3 separate regions of the Homo sapiens genome follow, and all the other regions are linked to region 2. Evidence: read pairs that join two places in POLR2A ChIA-PET (ENCODE). Cell type or tissue: OCI-LY7. All regions are shown on one strand. Each heading gives the region's core, and the rest is flanking DNA. Links, peaks and the distances in the headings are about the cores only.

Evidence for each region. ChIA-PET counts read pairs that join two places held together with the same protein. Peaks named below come from ENCODE experiments on the same cell type or tissue, not always from the same donor. Only the 100,000 strongest peaks of a DNase experiment are listed, where the experiment ranks them.
Region 1: POLR2A ChIA-PET joins it to region 2 with 5 read pairs; 3 of 35 experiments call an interaction of 5 or more read pairs at or near these places.
Region 3: POLR2A ChIA-PET joins it to region 2 with 9 read pairs; 3 of 35 experiments call an interaction of 5 or more read pairs at or near these places.

The regions. Positions count from the first base shown.
Region 1 is chr10:96,802,764-96,808,071 of GRCh38, forward strand. No RefSeq gene overlaps it. Among named protein-coding and RNA genes, the nearest start is that of MIR607, 23 kb to the right of the region's middle. In OCI-LY7, for the core only: no CTCF peak of the experiment used is centred there; no DNase peak of the experiment used is centred there.
Region 2 is chr10:96,744,981-96,750,288 of GRCh38, forward strand. It overlaps the pseudogene RPL13AP5. Among named protein-coding and RNA genes, the nearest start is that of PIK3AP1, 27 kb to the left of the region's middle. In OCI-LY7, for the core only: no CTCF peak of the experiment used is centred there; DNase peaks (open chromatin) are centred at 3,241 and 4,021; H3K4me3 peaks cover 955 bases; H3K27ac peaks cover 2,664 bases.
Region 3 is chr10:96,677,727-96,683,034 of GRCh38, forward strand. The region is part of intron 2 of PIK3AP1 (phosphoinositide-3-kinase adaptor protein 1); the gene reads right to left. Among named protein-coding and RNA genes, the nearest start is that of PIK3AP1, 40 kb to the right of the region's middle. RefSeq lists an enhancer at 1,051-1,310. In OCI-LY7, for the core only: no CTCF peak of the experiment used is centred there; a DNase peak (open chromatin) is centred at 1,195; H3K4me3 peaks cover 824 bases; H3K27ac peaks cover 1,849 bases.

The DNA.
Region 1 (5,308 bases), core at 93-5,092, 58 kb after region 2:
ATAGTTAGTTTCTTTCTTTCTTTCTTTCTTTCTTTCTTTCTTTCTTTCTTTCTTTCTTTCTTTCTTTCCTTTCTTCCTTCCTTCTTTCCTTTCTTTCTTTTTCTTTTTCTTCCTTTCCTTTCTTTCCTTCCTTCCTTCCTTCCTTTCTTTTTCTTCCTTTCCTTCTTTCTTTCTCTTTCTTTTTCTTTCTTTCTCTCTCTCTTTCTTTCTTTCTTTTAGATGTAGACACAGTTTCTATAATCCCTTACTGCTCATGGGTCATGTGGCCAAAGGTCACAAGAGTTGTCACTTTCCCAATTGCTCCTATAGATAACATCACTCTAGATGTTATCTATAGTGTAGAACCCAAGATTGGTCTTTTTTGAGATGTTTTTCATATTGACCCCACCCAGACTCCTGAGCCGTGACTCAGCTGGTCCTGTGGTCCCACCCAGAGGCAGACTCAGCTCATCTCATGAGGATAGTTTCCACATCCCTATGTTTTCATCCCCAACCAAGCTGCAGCACCCATTCCCTAGCCCCCTGCCCACCAAATTGTCCACAAAATCCCTAAGCTCTGAGCCTTCAGGGAGATTGATCAGGGTGATAACTCCAGTTGTCCTTCATGGGCTGGCCTTGGGTCAACTGAATTCTTTCTCCACTGCAATGCCATGGTCTCAGTGGCAGGCCTCAGTGATTTTGTCTGTGCAGCAGGCAGGAGGAACCTGTCGGGTGATTGCATCACTTTCTTTCCTCACTATCACTTTCTGGATCTTGGGTTTTCATTCTGAGACCGTTTTTCTTCTTCCTGAAGTCATTTTTTAGACATTCTTTTGGTGAAGGTCAGCTGTGGCAGATTCTCTCAGATGTTGTTAGCCTCAAAATAGCTGTATTTTTCCCTCATTCCTGAAAGATAATTCTTCTAGGTACATAATTCAAAGTGGACAATGATTTATCTAATTCCAGGTTGACAGTTAATGATTTTTTTAGCACATTGAAGATATTATTGATAAATATATTTTCTACCTTTGTTGTTATGAAATCTGTAGTCTAGTTGTCATTCATCAATAGGAAATTTTTTTTAAAGATGCTTTTAAAGGGCGGGTGCTGTGGCTCACGCCTGTAATCCCAGCACTTTGGGAGGCCAAGGTGGGTGGATCACAAGGTCAGGAGATCGAGACCACAGTGAAACCCCGTCTCTACTAAAAATACAAAAAAAATTAGCCGGGCGTGGTGGCGGGCGCCTGTAGTCCCAGCTACTCGGGAGGCTGAGGCAGGAGAATGGCGTGAACCTGGGAGGCGGAGCTTGCAGTGAGCCGAGATCGCGCCACTGCACTCCAGCCTGTGCAACAGAGCAAGACTCCATCTTAAAAAAAAAAAAAAAGATGCTTTTAAAATATGTTTACCTTTGTTCTCTGGAGTTTTACTATAAGGTATCTAGGTCTAGAGTCCTTTTTGAACTTTTTTTTTTTTCGTTTTTTTTTTTTTTTTTTGAGACAGGGTCTCATTTTGTCACCCAGGCTGGAGTGCAGTGGCAAAAATCTCAGCTCACTGCAGCCTCAACCTGCCAAGCCAACTCAGCCTCCCAAGTAGCTGGGAGTACAGATGTGTGCCACCACATATGGCTAATTTTTGTATTTTTTGTATAGATGGAGTTTTGCTGTGTTGCCCAGGCTGGTCTCAAACTCCTGGACTCAAGTGCTATGACTGCCTTGGCCTCCCAAAGTGCTAGGATTATAGGCGTGAGCCACCATGCCCAGACTAGAGTCCTTTTTATTTATCAAGCTTGCTATAAATCATGTTTTGGGCATTCATAAATTTATATCTTTCATCAGAATTGAAAAATAATCATTAATCCTTTAATTATTCCTTTTTCTATATTCTCACTAATCTCCCAGATATTCATAAATTAGATTTATTCTATTTTGCACATCTGTTAATCCCACTTTTATAATTTCCATCTTCTTGTTTTCTCTATTACATTCTAGGTAATTTATTCAGATTCAGCTTCCATGATATAATTCTCCTTTCATCCATGTGTAATCTGCAGTTTCAGCCATGGCTTTATGAGGTTTTAAAATGTCAACAATTATATTTTTCATTTTCACATACATTGTTTATTTCTATTTTAAAAATTCCAATTATTTATGACCGTCTTTGTTGCTTGTTTTGTAATTCCATTTAAAAATTCATAGTATTTCATATAAAGCTATTTTATAATTTGAATATTATAATTCCCATATTTGAAGACCATGGAGGTCTAAATCTGTTGTTTGTTGTTCTAACTTAATCACACTGACATTTTTTCTTATGTTTGCTGATCTCTGTTTCTTATTGTAAGAACAGAGGTATTTATCTTACTCTTTGGGGATCCTGAAGGCTTATATTGGGGATTTTTTCATGCTTTTACTAGAAGCCAACAGGAGCTACCCTTCTGGAACTACTTTAGTTTTTTCCAATATTTTTCCTTATTTAGGAATCTCAGGTTCAAGAGACCTGTCTGGAACTAGCCCAAAGTTTGTCTCCAAACAATTGTAAACACTCATATGTCTACATTTACCCTTAGGGCAATACCAAACTCCAAGCCTCTTAATATTCATGCTCCCATGCTGGTTTGAGCCTTTTTTTTTTTTTTTTTTTTTTTGGACAATTTGAAGATTTTACTTATTTACTGAAATAAAATGTATTTAAATAAATAAAATAAATAAAATGTATTTAAAATCCTTTTCCAGAATCTCCTTGTTTTAGAGTAGCAGGGTGCTTTCTAGTATGTAGCCTGTCATACTGACAGAAGTCAAAGTCCTAGGAAGGCCTCTTTTTAGCTTTTTTTTGAAAATGATTTATGCATACTTTAGAATCGTAAAGAAGGTAAAATATACATTTGAAAAGTGATTTAGATATATATATTTCAAGAACAGTGAAATCACAGTAAACAAGATGAAGAAAGGTAAACTAAATGTATATCTTAGTAAAAAAAATCAGATATAAATTTGAAAAAGAAATGATACCACAGTATTACCAATAGAAAGAGGACTAAAATGGAAACAGATAAGAGTTAGCCTCAGAAGGAGTATTGATACAGAGGCTCTAGATACTTTTTTATTCTGGGTATAACCAGAGGCTGAGAATCCAGGGTTGGCCCCAGAGCAGAAGCTCCCAGTACAGAAAACGGTGAAATCAGCTGAGATTTTGGTATACATGTGGACCAGTAGGGAGACAAATTGAATATTTCAGATGTTAAATGGAGGCGCCTAGTCTCCCCTGGAAGCCGCATGCCAAATTTTGAAGATGCTTGGGGTAGGAGACTGAATACCCAATCTGAAAACCTTTTAAGAGCAGAACTTAATTTTCTGAAAACCTTCAAGAAAGGTAACAAACTCCTTTTTCTCAATTTTAAAAGCCCTAGAGGGCCATTCCCAAGGAAAGAGAACAAATCAGAGACAGGCTGAGTCTAATCCACTTCTACGATACCCAGGCCCCCATCCTAATCCCACCCATGCTCAGTCCCAGATTGAAATGAGATTATCAGCCCCCTCCTCTATCAGCCCGACAGATTAAAGAGTGAATTCTCTATGATGGGCTATAACACCATCTGGAGCATATATGGTACTTTATAAACAATACTGGCATACAGTCAACATTGTCTGCACATGTGAAGACCAAGGCTTTAAAGAAAATCCACAAATCCATAATTATAATCAGAGTTTTCAATACACTTCTCCCAAGAATTAAGTAGACAGAAAATAAGCAAGGACAGAGCTGACTTGAACAATACTCTCAACTTATTTGACTCCAGCCAACAACAGCGGAATACACATTCTTTTTTTTTTTTTTTTTAAGGCAGAGTCTCGCCCTGTCACCCAGGCTGGAGTTGCATTGGCACAATCTTGGCTCACTGCAACCTCCGCCTCCCAGGTTCAAGTGATTCTCCTGCCTCAGCTTCCAGGGTAGCTGGGATTACACGCACATGCCACCAAGCCCAGCTAATTTTTGTATTTTTAGTAGAGACGGGGTTTCACCATGTTGGCCAGGCTGGTCTCATACTGCTGACCTCAAGTGATCCGCCCACCTTGGCCTCCCAAAGTGCTGGGATTACAGGCATGAGCCACTGCACCCAGCCAGAATACACATTCTTCTCAAGAACATGTGAAATATTTATCGTGACTGACCATATTCTGGACCATAAAACAATCTTAATAAATTTGAAAAGATTAAAATCATATGGTATGTTCTCTGACTATAATGGGATTAAATTAGAAGTCAGTAACAGAAAGATCTATAGAAAAACTATAATATTTTGGAAGCAAGGTAATATACTTCTAAATAGCCCATGGGTCAAAGAACAAAATCAAAAGAGAAATTATATGGTATTTTGAACTTTTTTAAAAGTGATGCATAAGTAGCTGTGCATATTTCAACCAAAGTGAAAACATATCAAAATGTAAAAGTAATTTTAAGTTTACTTTTTAAAATTTTAATCATTTTCTTTTTAGAAATTTTGGTTCATGGCCGGGCGCGGTATCTCACGCCTGTAATCCCAGAACTTTGGGAGGCCGAGGCAGGCAGATCACGAGGTCAGGGGTTCGAGACCAGCCTGGCCAACATAGTGAAATCCCATCTCTACTAATAATACAAAAATTAACAGGGCATGCTGGTGCACACCTGTAGCCCCAGCTACTTGGGAGGCTGAGGCAGGAGAATCACTTGAACCTGGGAGGCGGAGGTTGTGGTGAGCCGAGATCATGCCACTGCACTCTAGCCTGGGTAAAAAAGCCAGACTCCGTCTCAAAAAAAAAAAAAAAAAGAAATTCTGGTTCATGTTCTCTCATGAAAAAGAATTATTCTGAGTGAAAAAACAGACAAAGATGAGTACATACTATATTATTTCATTTACATAAAACTCTAAGAAATACAGTAGTGACATAATAGATTATAGATATAATGCATCATAGATCATAGATAACAGATAATAGATATAGTGACAGATACAGATCAATAGTTTTAAGGGGAGGATGCCAAGAAAAGACTAAAAAGGAAAACTCCGCTTTGGTGTGGACTGGACTTAGTGACTGCATCCAAAGAAGACAGTATAGAAAGAAAATAAGTTTATATTGGAGAAACCTGGCAGATATCATCTTAATGAAGTGATCAAGGTTTGCATCAACCCGGGATCTCTCATATTGACATCATGTACCAGCTGACATGATCCACAGAGAAGGACACCTCACCTCTTGTGGTATTCTTCCTCAAGTCCCATAACCCTGCTGTAATCATTAGAACACAACAGTGAAACCCAAACTGAGGGGCATTCTACAAAATACCTGACCAG
Region 2 (5,308 bases), core at 245-5,244:
AACCAGATGTTTATTCTTTCACAATTCAGGAGGCCAAAAGTCTGGAATCAAGGTGTCAGCAGGACGGCACTCCCTCTGAAGACATGGAGGACAATCCTTCATTGCTCCTTCCAGCTTCTGGTGGCTCCAGGAGTTCCTTGGCTTGTGGCTGCATAACTCAGATCTCTGCCTCCCTCCTCATATCACCTCTTTTCCCCAGGTCTCTCTTCTATGTCTCTTATAAGAACACTTGTCATTGGATTTAGGGTCCATCCAGATAATCCAGGATGGCCTGGGCGTGGTGGTTCATGCCTGTAATCCCAGCACTTTGGGAGGCCAAGGCAGGCAGATCACCTGAGATCAGGAGTTCGAGACCAGCCTGGTCAACATGGTGAAACCCTGTCTCTACTAAAATTAAAAAAAAAAAAAAATACAAAAATTAGCCAAGTGTGGTGGCACACACCTGTAATCCCAGCTACTCCGGAGGCTGAGGCAAGAGAATCACTTGAACCTGGAGGCGGAGGCTGCAGTAAGCTGAGGTCGTGCCACTGCACTCCAGCCTGGGTGACAAGAGCAAGACTCAATCTCAAAACAAAACAAAAAAAAAACCCAACAGATAATCCAGGATGATCTCACCTTGGGATTATATCTGCAAAGACCCTTTTTCCAAATAACGTCACATTCACGGGTTCCAGGGGTTAAGATGTGGGCCACGTTTTTGGGAGCCACCATTCAACCCACAATAATATCACTCTTCCCAAGTCTAGGGATTCGTTTTTTCCCCTTCACACTCTCCAGGTGGGACCTCTCGCTCTCTCACTTCCCATCCAGGACAGCCTATCCCCCTAGGAGATCTGTCAGTGGATCTGTGTGGAGTTAGACTATGGGTATGAGAAAAATGGTTTCTTTCTTCTGCTGAACCATAAAAGAATCCCAAACCAGTCCTTTCACATACATTAAACATATTTTCTTCATCAAATTGGGTGTTGTTACTTATACTAAAACTATGGGCAGTTTTTCTTTACCCCCAAAATCAAAGTTTATATTTCAAGGAGGAGAGAGTTCTTTTTTTGAGTGCTTAGAATACAATAAATGCTGTTACACTATCTTATTTAACCCTCATAACAACCCTGAGTCTTACAACCCATTTTCTCTTCTTCAGAGAATGGAAAACTGAGGCTCAGAGAGGTTAAGTAACTTACTAAAAATCACACAGTAAATAGAGGGATACAGCTATGTCAACCCCAGAGCTTTTTGGTTCTGTCTCTACACCAAACTGCCTTTGGGAATTTTCCAGATGAGGTGAGTGCAGCACAGAGACAATAAATGGTACAGAGAAGCCAGGCATGGTGGCTCAGGCCTGTAATCCCAGCACTTCAGGAGGCCAAGGCAGGAGGATCTCTTGAGCTCAGGAGTTTGAGATTAACCTGGGCAACATAGTGGGACCCAGTCTCTAATAAATAAATAAATAAATGGCACAGAGGTCACTTAGCTAATGATGGCAACAGGAACAGAAGCTTGCTCAACTCCCAGTAATTTGCTCTTTCCCCCATACCATATTCTTGGCTTAGAACATAAGGTATCATTTGGGCTGACAGAAAGACACACATCCTGATTAAGCTCAGAAAGAACCTGAACTTTGGAGTGACAGCCCAAGTCTATTCCAGTTCCTCTGCCTGGTAACCAATGCTCCTGGACCAGTCACTTGGCATCTCTGACACTCAGTGTCCTTATCTGCAAAATGGTGTAATCAGGCATCCACCTCTTTGCATCACTGTGAGGACTAGGGAATGCGTGCTGAAATAGATGGTATGTAGAACGTGTTTCACAAACAGCAGCTATGACAACTATTCATATTTCGACTGCATGCCTCTTCAGAAGTAAAAGGCTTTTTTAATGATAAAAGAAAAAGTAATTCATGTTTATGGTAAAGAGTATAAAGCCACACCTTCCCCATCCCAAAAGATCCCAGACCTCATCCTTGAAGGTGGCTATTGTTAACAGCACCTTTTGTGTGGTTCCACAAATTTTCTACGCATTTGGAAGTATATATATATTCGTCACACAAATAGGATCATAGAAGTTCACTGCTTACTTTTTTCCCTAAGTAATTGTCCCAGTTGTGCTCCCCAGGAAGCAAACTCTGAGAAGGAATTAAGTGTGCACGGCTGGACATGGTGGCTCACACCTGTAATCCCAGCACTTTGGGAGGCCAAGGCGGGCAGATCACTTAAGCCCAGAAGTTCGAGACCAGCCTGGGCAACATGGCAAAACCCCATCTCCACAAAAAATACAAAAATTGGCCTGGTGCAGTGGCTCACACCTGTAATCCCTGCACTTTGGGAGGCCAAGGCAGGTGGATCACCTGAGGTCAGAAGTTCGAGACCAGCCTGGCCAACATGATGAAACCCCATCTCTACTTAAAAAAATACAAAAATACAAAAATTAGCTGGATGTGGTGGTGGATGCCTGTAATCCCAGCTACTCAGGAGGCTGAGGCAGAATTGGTTGAACCTGGGAGGCAGAGGTTGCAGTGAGCGGAGATTGGACCACTGCACTCCAGCCTGGGCAACAAGAGCGAAATTCCATCTTTAAAAAAAAAAAATAGAAAAATTAGCTGGGTATGGTGGTACATACCTGTAGTCCTAGCTATTCGGGAGGCTGAGGTGGAAGGATTGCTTGAGCCCAGGAGGTCGAGGCTGCAGTGAGCCGTGATCACACCACTGCACTCCAGCGCAGGCAACCAAGTGAGACCCTCTCTCAAACAAAAAAAAGCAATTATGTGTGTGCGATGCATGCTTACCAGGGAGTGCTCCTGGAAGCGCTGCCTGTGGAAGGAAGGACAGAGGGAAAAGTCCAGATGCTCAGACAGCCTGGGAGGTAAATGAACCCTCAGAAAGCCATGGGCCTTTCCATCCCCACTGCTGTCAGTGGACCAGCCTGGGCTGGGCATGTCCTTGGGCATCTTTGAAGGGGATGGCAGTAAAGGGCTGTCTGCTCTCCCTGCTCCCAACTGCCCTGGTGTGCTCCTGGCCAACTTGTCTAACTGCTGAAGACCCAGGCTCTGTCGGTGAGTCTGGCTTCACTAGGCTGTGTTACTTTTAAACCAGTTTTATGTGAGTTTTTATTGTCTGGGGAGAGTCACCATTACCTTTTCTTCTTCCCCTTTTGACAGCAGAACTTCTGCTTCCTCTTTGGCTGCAACCTGAGGTAAAAGGTTATGGGAAGGGAAAGGATGAAGCCCTAGACACATTTCTCTGACAAATATCGAAAACAGAAAGCAGATAAGGATTCCCATCTGGTAAAAGACAAGCACAAAGAGTCATTCACACACGTGACAATGGGCCCATTCTAGCCACTTCCCCTTTCAATAATCTTTTAGTATTTTCCTTTGTTCAGTACTTGATGAATCAACCACCAAGGTGAGAATTTGGAGCTGTTGCCCCATGGTCTGAAAGGGTCAGATGCCACTGCCCTGCCCAGGAAATGCCCACAGACGGGGCTGCCGTAAAACTCAGCATACTCTATGGACAACCCCACCCCTCACCCCCACTTCCTTCTCTCAAACTTAGGCACCCACTCATTCATAGAAAAGCAAAGATTCGCCTGGAAAACATAGCAAGACTCTGTCTTTACAGAAAATAAAAATAAATTAGCTGGAGCCAGGCGCAGTGGCTCCCACCTGTAATTCCCGCACTTTGGGAGGCCAATGCGGGCAGATCATTTGAGGTCAGGAGTTCAAGACCAGACTGACCAATATGATGAAAACCCGTCTCTACTAAAAATACAAAAATTAGCTGGGCGTGGTGGCGCACACTTGTAATCTCAGCTACTTAGAAGGCAGAGGCATGACAATCACTTGAACCCGGGAGGCAGAGGTTGCAGTGAGCTGAGATCATACCACTGCACTCCAGCCTAGGTGACAGAGAGAGACTCTGTCTCAAATAAATAAATAAATATAAGCTGGGCATGGTGGCATTCACCTGTGGTCCCAGCTACTTGAGAGGTGGAGGCAGGAAGATGACTTGCACCTGGGAGGTTCAGGCTGCAGTGAACTCTGATCATACCACTGCACTGCAGCCTGGGTGACAGAGCAAGATGCTATCTCAGAAAAAAAAAAAAAAAAAGAAAAGAAAGAAAAAAAGAAAGGCAAAGAGAAGAAAACAAAGAAAGAAAAGATTGGGAGAGGTGGACCGGGCTCTATTCTGGGGATGATGACCTTTGTGAAAGCAGAAGTTAGGCCTTAATCCACACTACAGGTAGAGATGCAAAATGGTACAACCATTTTGAAAATTAGTTTGGTAAGTTTCTTATAAAGTTAAATAAACAACACACGAGCCAGCCAGTCCACTCCTAGATAAATGAAAACCTGTATTCACACAATGACTTATACATGAATGTTCACAGCAGCCTTATTCATAATAGCTCAGGCTGGAAACAACCCAAATGTTCATCAGATTAAAAAACTGATATATTCTTACAACAGGCTGGGTGCAGTGGCTCACGCCTGTAATCCCAACACTTTGGGAGGCCAAGGCGGGCGGATCACTTGAGATCAGGAGTTCAAGACCAGCCTGGCCAACATGGCAAAACCCCGTCTCTACTGAAAATTAGCAGGCTTGGTGGTGTGCACCTGTAATCCCAGCTACTCGGGAGGCTGAGGCATGAGAATTGCTTGAACCTGGGAGGCAGAAGCTGCAGTAAGCCAAGATTGTGTCACTGCACTCCACCTATGTAATAGAGTGAGCCTCTGTCTCAATAAATAAATAAATAAAATAAAAATTAAAAATAAAAACATTCTTACAATGGAATACTAACTAATCAGTAATAAAAAGGATGCACTATTGATGTACACAAAACATGGATGAGGCCAGGTGCAGCAGCTCATCCCTATAATCCCAGCACTTTGGGAGGCCGAGGCGGGCGAATAGCTTGAGGTCAGGAGTTCGAGACCTGCCTGGCCAACATGGACCTGGTCTCTACTAAAAATACAAAAAGTAGCCGGACGTGGTTGCAGGCACCTATAATCCCAGCTATTTGGGAGGCCGAGGCAGGAGAATCTCTTGAACCAGGGAGGCGGAGGTTGCAGTGAGCCAAGATTGCACCATTGCACTACGGCCTGGGTGACAGGATGACACTCCATCTCAAAAAAAAAAAAAAAGTATGAGGTAGACCTGGCACGGTGGCTCACACCTGTAATCCCAGCACTTTGAGGGGCTGAGGCGGGAGGATTGTTTGAGCTCAGGGTTCAAGACCAGCCTGGGCAACATGGTGAAACACTCTCTCTATTAAAAAAAAAAAAAGAGCTTTCCCAAGCGGCTGCCGAAGA
Region 3 (5,308 bases), core at 270-5,269, 67 kb before region 2:
AATCACAAGCGTGAGGACAAAACATGGTTTTCACTGTTCATTTAGGTACAGTTATAGAAACCACTGGAAACCTAATCAACATTGGGATCAGGATCAAGAAGAATCTGTCCCAGGGGTTCTCATCACCTCAGAGGGAGGTGAGAGTTTTTGCAAAGGTCTTGCCAGAATGATGAATTAGAATAGAGAAATTGTGTAGCTTTTAGAAGCATAGCCAATATTATATTACAATTTTATTTATTTATTTATTTTTAGAGACAAAGTCTTGCTTGCTCTATTGCCAAAACTGGAGTGTAGTGGTGTGATCATGGCTCACTGCAGCCTCGACCTCCTGGGCTCAAATGATCCTCCTACCTCAGCCTCCCGAGTAGTTAGGACTACAGGCATATGCCACCACATCCAGCTAATTTAAATTAAAAAAAATTGTAGGCTGGGCACAGTGGTTCATGCCTGTAATCCCAGCACTTTGGGAGGCCGAAGTGGGCAGATCATCTGAGGTCAGGAGTTCGAGACCAGCCTGGCCAACATGATGAAACCCCGTCTCTACTAAAAATACAAAAAATTAGCTAGGCGTGGTGGCACACACCTGTAGTTCCAGCTACTAGGGAGGCTGAGGCAAGAGAATCGCTTGAACCCAGGAGGCGGAGGTTGCAATGAGTCGAGATCACACCACTGCACTCCAGCCTGGGTGACAGAGTGAGATCCTGTCTCAAAAAAAATTTTTTTTGTAAAGGCAGGGTTTATCCATGTTTCCCAGGTTGGTCTCGAACTCCTGGGCTCCATGGATCCTCCCACCTTGATCTCCCAATGTGCTGGGATTATAGGCTTGAACCACTGTACCTGGCCTATACTATAATTAAAATTTTAAACTATTATTTTAATAAATGCACTATAGAAGGAGGGTGTGAGTCAAAAGGGAGCATGGGTTAAAACAGGTAGAAAATTCCTTCCTTGGGATCTTGCAACCTATGACCCACCTCTCCACCACTCCTCTGAGCCTCTGTGCCCACTGCCTCAACACCTTCCTCCTTTTCACTTTTCCTTTTCATGATATTGTAGTCCTTTGTATGTAGTGTTTTGCCAACCCTGCAGTCACAATATAGTTTATTTCCTCTTTGTTCAGGTTCAACAACCTTCCAAAAGTAGAGACACAGACCCCTGTAGGGGAAGAGGAGAGCGACCCACTAATACCAAGTAGGCAAGGAGCACCTGGAAGGTTCTCATACACAAAAACCTCCCCCACCTCCACATTCAACTAATAAAAGCTTCATCTGAGTTATCACACTGAGGATGATGCAAATGCTCTGGGGAAGGTTCAGCTTCACAGACAGTCACACTTTAGTAAGAATTATTTTTGAATCTTAGATGATCAGAATTTGAAAGAACCTGAAGAATCATTTAGTGCAAATTACACTCAAGGATTTTTTTTTATCATGGTCAACCTCTACTTGAATATTACAGAGACAAGAGCTCCCTTCTTGAGTCTACTCCACTGATGTGCATTTTGAATTATTAATATCTGGGCTGGGTGCAGTGGCTCCTGTCTAAAATCCCAGCACTTTGGGAGGCCAAGGTGGCTGGATCTTTTGAGGTCAAGAGTTTGAGACCAGCCTGGCCAACATGGTGAAACCCCGCCTCTACTAAAAATACAAAAATTAGCCAGGTGTGGTGGTGGGTGCTTATAGTCCCAGCTACTCAGGAGGCTGAGGCAGGAGAATCTCTTGGACCTGGGAGGCGGAAGTTGCAGTAAGCCGAGATCTCGCTGCTGCACTCCAGCCTGGGCGACAGAGCAAGACTCCGTCTCAAAAAAAAAAAAAATTATTAATATCTGTGAAAGCTCATCCTTATCTTTAGTCCAACCTTGCAGAATCTGTTAAGATAGTTCTGCTGCAAGCAAGAGAAATCCCAACTCAAAATGCCTTAAACATTAAGGACATTTATCTCCTGGAATCCAAAGCCCAGCATTCAGGCAGGTTTGGGGTTGGTAAGTGTTCAGCCACAGCACCAAGGTCCCAGGTTCTTCCCATTTCTCTATTCTACCATCTTCAGCACAAATTCTCAAGCTGGTGGCAAGACGGCTGTGGTAGCCACAGGTTCACTTCACAACAAGGTCCAGAGGAAAAGAGAAAAATATTCCCACGAGCATGGAACAGAAACTCTTCCCTTCATTCTGACTGCTCCAACTTAGTTCACATGACCAGTCACTGTCCCCAGGGGAGTGCCATGCAATCCCCAACCTTGTAATCACCCAGGGTGGAAAGAGTGATGGGACTCCCACTATCATGTCCACCCTTCCTTCCTCTCAGCAACCTCCACCTCAAATAGAGATCTCCCTTACCTTGCAACTCAGAACACAGCCTCAGCCCTTTCCAAAAAATGGTGCATAAATGGTTCCAAGCTTCTTGGTTGTTCTTCTCTGGACATATTCTAGTCAGCCAGTTTCCTTCTAAAAAGGTGGCACCCAGAATGGAACACCATTCTTGGTAGAACATACTGAAATTATTCTAGGACAAAGGAGCCATTCTCTTATTAAGGTAGCTTAATACTGTGGTAGCTTTTAGCGGCCACATCATACTATTGATTTTTTTTTTTTAACTTTTAAGTTCAGGGGTACATGTGCAGGTTTGTTATATAAGTAAATGGATGTCATGAGGGTTTGTTGTACAGATTATTTTGTCATCCAGGTACTAAGCCTAGTATCCAATAGTTATTTTTTCTGATCCTCTCCCTCCTCCCACCCTCCACCCTCAGGAATGCCCTGGTGTCTGTTTCTCCCCTCTATGTATCCATGTGTTCTCATCATTTAGTTCTCAGTTGTAAGTGAAAACATGTAGTATTTGGTTTTCTGTTCCTCTGTTAGTTTGCTAAGGATAATGGCCACCAGCTCCATCCATGTTCCTGCAAAGGACATGATCTCATTCTTTTTTATGGCTGCATAATATTCCACAGTGTATATGTACCACATTTTCTTTATCCAGTCTACCATTAGTGGGCATTTAGGTTGAGTCTACGTCTTTGGTATTCATACTATTGATTGCTTTTTAACAGGTAGTCAACTATAAATCCTGCAATTCACTTTCACATGTTGATGCCATGTTGGATTTCTGCTGTGCTGCACTAGTTCAATTGCATTTATGGACCTAAAAGCAGAACTCAGGATTATCATATTGAACTAGATCAAGACAATGTTGAATAATGCTTCAGTCACTCAGTGTAAAATCTACCCAGTCACCTACGAGTGTTATCCATCAATAAATCTGTATTCATTTGCTAGGGCTGCCATAACAAAACACCATAGACTGTGTGGCTTAAACAATAGAAATTTACTTTCCCACAATTCTAGAGGCCACAAGTCCAAGATCAAGGTGTCAGCAGGGTTGTTTTTTTCTCGGGCCTCCCTGCTTGGTTGCAGATGGCTGGCTTCTCACTCTGTCCTCCATAATTTCTCTTCCGTGTGTGCACACATCTGTGTCCTAATCCCCTCTCCTTCTAAAGACACCAGTCATATTGGATAAGGGCCCATCTATATGACCTCATTTTACCTTAATTACCTTTTTAAAAACTCTATCTCCAAATCCAGTCGGGTTCTGAGGTACGAAAGGTTAGGACTTCCAAATATGAATATAAGGTAGACACAATTCATCCCATAACAAATGTGATGTCTGACTTCTGTGTATGCCTCAAAGTCAGAGAATAACTGGCCACGAAACCTAAACCAGGGCTGCTGGCTCTCCTCTAGACACTCCCTCAAGGACGACCATTAATCCAATTATTCTCTCATATTATGCTGAGATCAGTCTCTTTGGAGAGCAGATTTCAGCTAGGTTTGGGAGAGTGTTGAAGAGAAAGATCATTCTGGAAACTTGGGCCCAAAAGGGGGCTCTAGTAGGATGTTTCCACAGTCAAAGTAGGTGACTCTGGACATGAAGGCACCGAACCGGAGGCTGCTGTGCAGAAGATGAGTCATAATGGAGAAGGGTAAGGGAAGAAGAGCTGGAAGGTTATCAGAAGGCAAATTTGGTGACTTCCCAATTTTACTTAGGACATGGGTAGCAGCAACTGCATCTGGAACACTTTTAAAATTATCCTGAGTGCCTGTATCACAGAGTGACTATGCCTGTATGCAATTACCCACGAGGGCAGTGATGACCACATTTTGCTCAGGGACTTAAAGATCCAGGTTTTTATAGATGTGTTAATGAAAAGTAATTGGTATACTTTCTCACTCTTATAGACTTTAAAAAATATGCATACATAAATATATGTGTGTGTATATATATATATATATATAGAGAGAGAGAGAGAGAGAGAGAAACAAGGGGGGGATGCACTATTAGAGCAACTGCACACAAATACTAGAGAATGAAATAGCTAGCACTATAGAGTAAGATTTCGATAAACAAACACCTGTTCATAGATCAGTTACTCCTGATCCTTAAGTGTCCCTTCTTAGATTAAATGGCTTAACTTAAGGGGCAAAGCCTGCTCTCCAGGTTGATTTACAATTCTAACGATTGAAGCTTTAGGGTAACTTGATGTTATTACTCCTCTGCTGATTTTTTTTTTCCTTTCCTTCTTGCTGGTAAGAGCGGGTACTCAAAGGATGGGAATCGTGACTGCAGGGTCATCAAGATGGCTGAGTCCAGCTCCTGCATCTGTTGTTTGAAGCTCCTTTCCCACATGCCAAATGCCTACTTCAAACCAATGACACTGGCACATGGGAGTTCACCTTTGCAAGAGCTGCCTTCTCTCCAAGGATGCTTTCCCGTCTTCCGTTTCCTCAAGGAAGAAATCAAGGGAAAAGGGAAGCACCTTTCTTCCTTCCCTGCTCTAATTTGTACCGTCTCCCCATGATGAGATAAGCCTGTGCTGACTGATACCTGGGTGTGGAGCGAGCTGCATGTGACCCCGTCATTCTTTTTTCTTTTCGCCCCATTAATAGATGCTTTTTAGCCACTTCACCAACTGACCCCAAGCCTCACCTCTGGTCTCTAATCAAAACCTTAACAGGGTTTTCCATAAACTGAAATTTACATTCAATCATCACCATAGCAACCATCACACAGAATTAGATACAACTTTTCCATCTCTGATGTAATCTACTTTTTTAAAAAGAGCTGCTTTCCTCTTCAATTGCAAATCCAAGCTATTCAGAAGATAACCATTAAAAATCTATTTTGAAAAAACTACATTTAAACAGACTGTAGCAAGGTTCTTAAAACAGGTATTTGAAGTAGTTTCTAGACACTTAGTAACATACACTTATTCCCCCAAATGGTGGCCATCATTGCACAAGTCTCCAGGATTTGGT